2 separate regions of the Mus musculus genome follow, and region 1 is linked to region 2. A link is a loop called in an ENCODE intact Hi-C map of the cell type or tissue named here. Cell type or tissue: left cerebral cortex. All regions are shown on one strand. Each heading gives the region's core, and the rest is flanking DNA. Links, peaks and the distances in the headings are about the cores only. Region 1 has its middle 54 kb from the start of Gm17501. Region 2 holds the start of Ddah1 (dimethylarginine dimethylaminohydrolase 1).

Region 1 (4,391 bases), core at 173-4,172, 55 kb after region 2:
TGATTATCTTATCATATTATACAACTAAAATGATGCTCTGAGATGCATGTGTACCTACTTGTGTGTGCATGTGCATGTGAGTGTGTGAGCAAGTGAGCGTGTGTGTGCGCACGCACACACACACACACACACACACACACAACCCACACCCTACTCTGTATCAGAGACAATAGAGAACCAGTCAGAAGGTTCTTAGGTCTGCAGGAAATAGCAATGAAGACACAGCTCCTTGGTGATGGCATAACGGGTCACTATTTATAGCCCATCATGCACCCGCTGGTGTGCACTAGGGTCGTTGGCTGCCAGAGAATAATTTTAGGGAATGAGCTTCCTGGTGAGCTCACAGCTTAGCCCTGCCTGTGTCACTCTCTTGAGTCACCAGCAGATAATTCTGTGCAGAATGAGCTAATTTTAGCCATCTGTGGGATCTTTGTAAACACTCTGTAGTGACTCTTCCAGAAGTCAGTGTGAAGTAGTAGCTATCTCTGCCTCATTTTCATCCCCCAGTAATCTACCAGGGATCTTTAGAGGTGACGTGTTCTTACAGGAAACGGCTAGGTGAGCCTCACTGTTTCAGACAGAGCATACTCACCGTTCTGCCATTGATCCCAAGGTCAGAAGGTTTAATGGGTCCAGAAAGTGGCTGCCTACCTTCATGTCATTTTTCTATCTGTCATCTTTGACACATTTTTTTTTCTCCTGTCATCATTTTGGAGATGTCCTCTCAGGGACCCAGAACACAGGCTCACCACAGAGGGGAGGCACAAAGGGGGTATGGTGAGTCCTGGAGTGAGCAGTTTCTCCCAGCCTCACCCCTACTTCCCACTGCCCCACTTCCACGCACAATCATGCTGTTGTCTATTTGGAGTGTGTAGTGATGGCTCAGCTCCTGAGTCACACCCCTCTTTCAGGGATGCACCCCTGGGCTTAGGGTTACATTTCCTCCATAGTCAGTCACTTGATGCAGATACCCCAGGGTTTCATGAGTCTCTGGGGAAGGATGGAGCCAGATGAGAGAGACTACACCCATCAGAGCTCTCTGCTCCTAATGCCTTGTCACAGCCTGCACAATTGATCAAGAGTTCCTATTTTGTGGAGTGAGAACCATAGGGCCGGCACTAGGGTTCCTTGCTCTCTTTGGATCCTATTTAGGCTCTGGCCTGCATCCAAAAGAGGCAGAAAAGGACAAGGAAAAGTTATATCTTTCTGAGTTGGAATTAGAAAGGTGGGCAGGCCAGCTGATTGACCTGCTCAACTCGATTCCTTATATGTCGACAGAGGGATACATTCTGTTTTTTCCTGTAACATGGAGACTGGAGGGTCGCCTTGCTTTCGAGAGCAACCATGTAGCAAAACCTTAGCTCAAAGAATGCAAACAGGGGCCTGGCATCATAAAAGTGGAAAGACTTGGTTCTACAAAGTTGCCCTCTGACCTCCAAATGTGCACAGCAGTACACTTTCACCAGCACCCACACACATATGGATGCACGCACAAAAATATATAAAGCAAAAATAATTTTAGAAACATCTAAATATAGGATTTATTTGTGGAATAAATGTGGAAACCAAGCAACGGTGCTGAGTTTGGAGGAACGGCGAGGACATACTCCAGGCCGGTGAACCTGAGCTTGGCAGAGAATATCATCAGCCAGGAGCGAGAGGCATCTGGCTACTCTGAAGGAAACTTAGTGGGGCTTATCTCTTTGCTGAAAACCTTCAGCCCTGGAATGTTTGAAATCTAGTCTGCCTAATCTTTTTCTGTCGGAAAAAGAGAGCGAGAGCACAGGCGGCCAGTGAGGAGGAAGGGAGCAGAAAAGATGCAGGAAGGGAGAAGCTGAGACTGGATGAGGGGAAAACGATCAATTCTGTATGTAGTTCTTTTTATAAGAAAGGCAGCTAGTATGGATTCCACTGTACATTTTGTATTTCTTGAATTCTTTAAAAGTCTTTTCAGGACTCTTGTTGGGGGCAAGATTTTGCTAAAGGAAACTTCATTTAAGTGCCTGTTTCCAAAGAAAACACACACCGTACCAAGACACACACCCTGTGTGTAGCTTCACTGTATTGCTGGGAACCGGACCTCCCTCATGGCTCCTCTTTACTGAGGACCCCAGTGTCCTCGGCTCCCCTGTAAAACTGAGTCTCTCTGACTCTGGACTGAGTACAGGGAGCCTTTCAGAGCAAGGCACAGGAGGCCACCCTTGGCTGTCTGCTAATGCAGGGCTTGTGTGGCGGCCGGCCGTCGGTCCCTGTGAACTGTGTGGGCAGCGTTCTCTCTGAAGAGCCTAAGAAACCGACCTTTTGAGGAAGGCAGTGTTAAGGAATGTCTGGAATGTTTTTAGCCCCGAGAGTTTCCTGGAACCCTGTATGGTCCCCAGTGAAGAATGGGTAAAGCAGTATTATGGAGTTAAGCAAGACTGGTTCAGATCAGAGAGGGATGGAGGAAGTCATTAAAAGGGATGAGACTGTCCCCTCGCAAGCATGGGAAGCAGGCCCAGGGTTTCTTTCTAGATTGCACGTACATCCAACAAATCAACTCTCATCCTCCCAGGCTGAGGAGAGGACAAGCTCTAAATAACCTGCAATTGTTACAGAGAGTAACAACCAGAGATGAGTTCTCTTTCTTCCTTCCCCACAATGGCCTTTGCAGCAAATGAGTGAGTGAGCTGTTAAATACCGTTATATTCTGTGCTGGAATTCTACGGTATTCACAAATGTTATTTGTGGAATAGGGAAGTCATATTTCTAGCTACCTCATAAAGCTATTACTGTATTTAAAGGTTTCCAATGGTTTATTTATAGCTAGGTGCCCATTTTTTGTGTATAAGGGATCTATTTGACTTGAATTTGTACTCCTGTGAGAGCCTGAAGCTGGTTACAGCTCAACACAGTGATTTAATAGACGCGGTTCACCTAGAGTCCCAGCATCATCGCATACTGTGGCCACTGACTTCAGATATTCTCCTTTTTGGATTTTTCAAATTCCTTTGTCTGCATTCCAGGGCGAGTCATTGCAATCAGATGCACATGCAGATTCACTGCAATCGGATGCACATGCAGATACTATTTAAATATCTGTACAAAGGCAGACTGTGTGTGAATACATGTGGTGACAAAAATTCATGAAGTGAAATTTACCCTTACCTACTTACTTCTTGATGCGTTTTGATATTTTCCAGTCTATTTTATTACTTCTTTTTAATAGAATATGCAGATGATTACAGTGACGCACTTTATTTCCCTGCCCATTGATAGGTTACAACTTGGAGTGTGAGAAACTCTGGTCTCCCTGGCCCTCTAAAGAGCTACATAAGGGAGTGAAAGGGAAGGTTGTTAGAGGGCATAAATGTGGACGTGTAATTGAAACGACTCAGGAAACGCGGAAATGCTGCTGAAAGGATTCTAGTTTTCTTATGTTTCTGTCTTGTTAAAGTAATACTTTTATTTATTATTTGAAAATTTAATACATGTGTATCTTGGACGTGTTTATCGCAACTCTCCTCTTTTTCCTGGATCCCTCCTGTGGTGGTTTGAATGAAGATGGCTTTCGTAGGCTTGTATATTTTCATGATATACATGATAAATTGTTTAAGGAGGATTAGAAGATGTGGCCTTATAATAGGAGGTGTGGCCTCGTCGTAGGAGGTGTGGCCGCATTGTAGGGGGTGTGGCTTTGTAGGCAGTATGGCCTCATTATAGGAGGTGTGGCCTTGTAGGAGGTATGGCCTCATTGTAGGGGGTGTGGCCTCATTGTAGGAGGTGTGGCCTCATTGTAGGAGGTGTGGCCTTGTTGGAAGAACGGTGCTTCTGGTGTGTGCTTTGAAGTTTCACACTCCGTCTCTAAGCCCAGTGTTTCTTTGCCTGCTGCCTGCCTGCGGATCAGGATATGACTCTCTCAGCTCCAGCACCATGCCCTTCCTTTTCCCATCATGATGATAATGGAGCAACCCTCTGAAACGATAAGTCCCTAGTTAAACGCTTTATTTGAAAAAAAGTTGCCTTGGTCATGGTGTCTCTTCACAGCAATAGAACAGTGACTAAGACGCGTCCCCTATCACATATCCCTCCTTGCTTCATGTCCTTCTTTGGATATTTTTAATTTTATGTAATTATTATTTTGAGTCACTAACCTAGTGCTACCTATATGTGTATGGGTGTGGGTTCATCCACTGGGGACTGGGCAACAGACTAGTGGCCTTAGCCACAAAGAAAAGTGACTCTTCCTCTCCCAGCTGTCAATAGATCCGCAACTGGTCGGGACAGGGCTTTGAATATTTGATTTAAGTTACTTATGGTTGATTTTGTAATGTTATCACATCCTGGAGGCTATCAGCTTTTAAAAGAGAACACTCATGTGCCGTTTTCCTTTCTTTTAAATATGTGGCATAAAA
Region 2 (4,391 bases), core at 122-4,121:
TGCCAGGAGCACCCTACCCAACCATGACTGTCATCTCCTCTCCAGCTAGGAGGTGCCTTACCTTACCCTATCAACACAGACCCATATGTGCAGGAGTAAAAGTGCTTTATAGAGAGATCATGACAGTGCCACTGAGCAGATCAAGATGTAGCCCAAAGCATGGAGGTGGCTTGCCTTCCCTCCCCCTGGGAAACAGAAGCTACAGCTCAGAGGTAGAATGCTTACCTACTGTTGGCAAGGTCCTGAGTTCAATGCCCTACACAGAGAAGGAAAACACAACAAGAGTTCTGCGTGACCTTTGGCAAGTACGGGTCCACTGAGCTGACTACAGAGTGGAGTCAAATTCTGACATTTAAAATATCAAAATATCACCAGGAGAAAGATCACTGCTAGCTCTTATATTGGAAAATCCGAACTTGGAAAGTTAATTGCACAAATAATATGTTATTTGTGTTCCATAGAGATGAACCTTCCTGAAGTAAGATGGACTAAATAAGGGCGATTAGGGTCAAGAGAAGAAAGGAAGTCTTGTTAGACGAGTACCATTTTGAGAGTTTTGACGTCTATTTTATCTATTTAGCATCCCAACCTATCCACCATTGCTACATTCATATTAGGTTAAAATAGAGTGGAAGCCATTTGTATAGGTCAAATTGGAAAGGGAAAGTGGACAGGCTAAGAGAATGATACCTGCTACTTTTGAAGTGTAGAGAGAAGAGCTACCTAAATGGCAAATAGGTAGACTTTGATTATACTCAATCTCTAGGATTTCACCAGGCAAGCAGATCAAGGGTGGAATAGGCATATTTAAATCATAAGCCCAAAGAACTACTTGCAATGCGACAGAAAAGTGAAAAAAAACAAACAAAACAAACAAAAACAAGGAAGAAAACCCCTCAGATAGGAAAAAAACCACCTGCATCGTGTCACACTGCTGGATGCCAAGAGTGTGGGAGAATCTTAAGGCTGGGCTCTTCTCTGGCAGTCAGAAAAATCCCAGGCCAGATGGCATTTTAAAATCTAAACTCGTGTGTCTGTGCCTCTCTCCCACTAACCTACATTATTTTTAAAGCAGTTACAGCCATTTCTACAAGATACGATAATGTGTTGGCCCCTTGAAGAAAACAAAAAGCAGTCTTAATTGCAGAGAGAGAGGGGAGAGAGAGATTAAAATGACAGAACTTATTAAAAAAACAAAAACAAAAACCAAAAAACCTCCCATTGCTAATGAAACGGAGCACCCCGCAGCAAGCACAGCTTTTCAAACCCGGCCCATTCACAAACACATTTAAACACAGCTCACTAACAAAACGCTGAACACATTCGCTTGCCAGTTCTTCAAGACTCACTCGCCACCACTGAAAAGTAACTTGAATTCCTTGGGTCTCTGGGCATAGTCTCTGCCTGGTGTCACCTGGTCCGCCCTGCCAGGAGCTCCCCCAAAGGAATCCCTGCAGGACTTGGGGACCCCCCCCCCCCAAGCCTCCACCTGCCCTCCGGGAGGACCCTTCTCTGTCCTCACTGGCAAGGAAACAAGAGTAGCATTGTCCTCAGCGCTGTGTAATTTGCAAGATAGAACCTCTGGCGCTCTGGGTCTCCAGCCCAGCCACCTGCCCAAGTCCTCGTCACTACACTCCAACTGAGATCGACTCAAAGGCTCCCCGACTGCGAGGAGGTGTGAACAATGAAGTTATCTGGCTCGGATTTCCCACACCCAGCCACGCCGCCCGGAGTCCGGCGGTGGGAAGTTGGGAACTGAGCCCGCGGGGTCAGTTCCACGAGCGTCCCCCCTCGGCCGCGCCCCTCGCGTCGTCTGCCCGGGGGCTGGCCCGTTACCTCCTTCCTGCGGCTGGGCGCCCCGGGGCGGGTGATGAGGGCCGTCTCCTCGCACACGACGGCCACGTCCTCCACGAACACGCAGTCGGGCAGGCTCTCGTCGGCGGGCAGCTGCACCACCTGCAGCCCCAGCTTGCTGCCCAGCACGCCCACGTAGAGCTCGTGCTGGCGCTCGGCGCGAGCGAAATCCACCTCCTCGCCCTGCGAGCGCCTCAGCGCGTGGCGGCACAGGGACTCGGGCGGAGCCCGCACCACGGCGTGGGTGGCCCGGCCGAAGGCGGAGGGGTGGCCGAGGCCGGCCATGGTTCGCGCGGAGAGGAGGCGACGGTGGCTGGGTTTGAGTCGGTGGCTCGGTCCTCCCGAGAGCAGCGCGCGCCCAGCCTGCGAGCCTGCGAGCCTGCGAGCGCCCGGCGGCTCCTCTTGGCAGCCGATGAATGTGCTGCTGCGGGAGCCCGGCTCGCGCCCGGAGCCCTGCCCGCGCCACTGAGCATGCCCAGAGCTCCGGGCGCCGGCCCAGCGCCCGCGGGCCTATTCCTATGCTCTCCGCATCTGCCGCAGACCGGCCTGGGTCAATCGGGATGCGGAGGCCAGGGACTTAATCAGCAATGACTCCCTCCGTGGTGTGTGTATCCCACCGCAGGTGCACGCCTCACATGGTCCCCATGAGGACCTGGAAATTAGGCAGTGCTGAACTGGACCTGCTGGAGAAGACTTCACGGTCAGGGGACCAGGTGAAGGGCGATTGTTTATGGATAAACTTTCCCTTTCTCTTCTTCTCTTTTTATCCAGCACGTGGAACCTCGGTTCTCAGCGTGGCAGCCTGTCTTCACCCAAATTACCTCGACTTTCTCCAAATTGACCAACTGCCCCACGTGAAACTCAGTATAGTATAAAGAATGCATTTCTTCCCACCCAGGAGAAAGTAACCCAAAAGACAGACACACAGTTACAATAAGTATCTAGGAACAGTGATACTTCAAGCCCACAAGGCAATTTAAAGTGGGAAGAATGCCTCTTCTTGTTTTCTCCGTTTTTCTTTAACTGCACTAGGCTTGTCATTCAATAAAGGAGTGTTTATCTAGAAACCAGCACACATACCTACCCTATCTCATCCCCATTCGAGGCTGAAGGCACAGAGATAGGGTGAGGGATGGTACTGTGGGCTTTAACAATGTCCTATTCCAGGCTTCCCAAGATACACTTCAAAGTCACTGTTTTAATAAACCTGTGGTCACAACAGACCTTGGGCGACATTTCACCCCTGATGAGCTTACAGCATCCATTCCGAGAAGGATCAACCACCTCATCCAGTCCCCACAACTACCTTAAACAACGAAGACTGCAAGAACCCAGCTGTATCTCACCAGGGCAGTGGGATTGGCAAAACCCTCGCCCCCCCACCCCCCACTTCCTCTCGCTAACATTCTCATCAGGACTCCAAAGATGGACTTGGGAGTCTCCGAACCCCGTAATGAAGCCACGTGGATGAAGTCTTTATCTGCTCTTCACCAACACGCTTCTTTTGAGGACTGGTGCTAGAGCTTAGTCCCCGGGGACGCCCAGAGCTTTTGCCCTAAAGCTCAGGTAACAAAGATTGACCCTAGAATACTTTTCTCAGTGCAATCAGTTCTGAAGAAAATGTGATTCCAATGTGTTTATTTCCAGAGCCTGCTAGAAGCAAGGAGCTAGCATTTTGTTCCCACAATAGAACTCTGCCCCCCCCACCCCCCACCCCCGCGGTCACAATTCAGTTCCTTGACCTTCGGAAGGAGATTCCAGCTTCCTTACAGCCTCGCCCTTCCTGTGGGAACACACCTTTCGGAATTCCTGTCACTTCTCGACCTTCCCTCTTTGCCGCTCAAGAATCCGTCCTTTCTTTGATGGTGATACAAAGCCTGTTCTTTTTCCTCTTTCACATATCAAAGTTTAAATAATCCAGGGGGTGTGCTCTTCTCAAGGAGACCACCTCCAAAATTCTGAAATAGTCTAAGGCGATAGTCTCCTCCCCCACGGGGTGCAGCACACTACTAACGTACAGGTCATTTCCATAATCAAGTATTATAATTGAACGAGGTGTGGTGGCTTGCACCTAAAACTCAAGTCCGATTGAGGCAGAGGGAGGCTTGAGGCTAGCATGGTCTACACAATGAGTTCTAGTTCAGTAGAGGATACATAAGAAGCTCTTGTCTTGGGTAAGCCACATATATTTATAAGCATACGTATGTATTTATACAGACACATATGATTTGACTGTGACCTTAGAAACCCTCTCATTTGATTATTTTGTCTAGTGTTTTGAAACCCAGCTGTGGCATCCAGTATCCGCGTCAACCTTTTGCTTGTATATTTTAAGCCCTGTTTAACAAGACCAGAAATATTCCATGTCTGAGGATCTATCCTGCTTAAGAAGTTCTTCGGTTTGAACTTCAATCCCCTTGGTCTCAGTTCTGCCTCCTGATGAAAGGGGCAGCGTTCTTTCACAAGCCGCTATTCACATATTTGAAGGCAGTGCTGTTATCTCTGCAGTCTGTCCTGACCCCTGCACTCTTGAAGCC

The links. Peaks named below come from ENCODE experiments on the same cell type or tissue, not always from the same donor. Only the 100,000 strongest peaks of a DNase experiment are listed, where the experiment ranks them.
Region 1: it touches region 2 in a loop (7-fold over the local background); 1 of 42 quality-filtered maps calls a loop at or near these places.

Annotation. Positions count from the first base shown.
Region 1 is chr3:145,701,507-145,705,897 of GRCm38, reverse strand. No RefSeq gene overlaps it. Among named protein-coding and RNA genes, the nearest start is that of Gm17501, 54 kb to the right of the region's middle. In left cerebral cortex, for the core only: no CTCF peak of the experiment used is centred there; DNase peaks (open chromatin) are centred at 381, 1,689 and 2,245.
Region 2 is chr3:145,756,610-145,761,000 of GRCm38, reverse strand. Ddah1 (dimethylarginine dimethylaminohydrolase 1) reads right to left here and starts at 2,309. Exons shown (of 6, transcript NM_026993.3): 1 at 1,837-2,309. The coding sequence starts at 2,139. In left cerebral cortex, for the core only: no CTCF peak of the experiment used is centred there; DNase peaks (open chromatin) are centred at 1,003, 1,285 and 2,153; H3K4me3 peaks cover 1,891 bases; H3K27ac peaks cover 1,260 bases.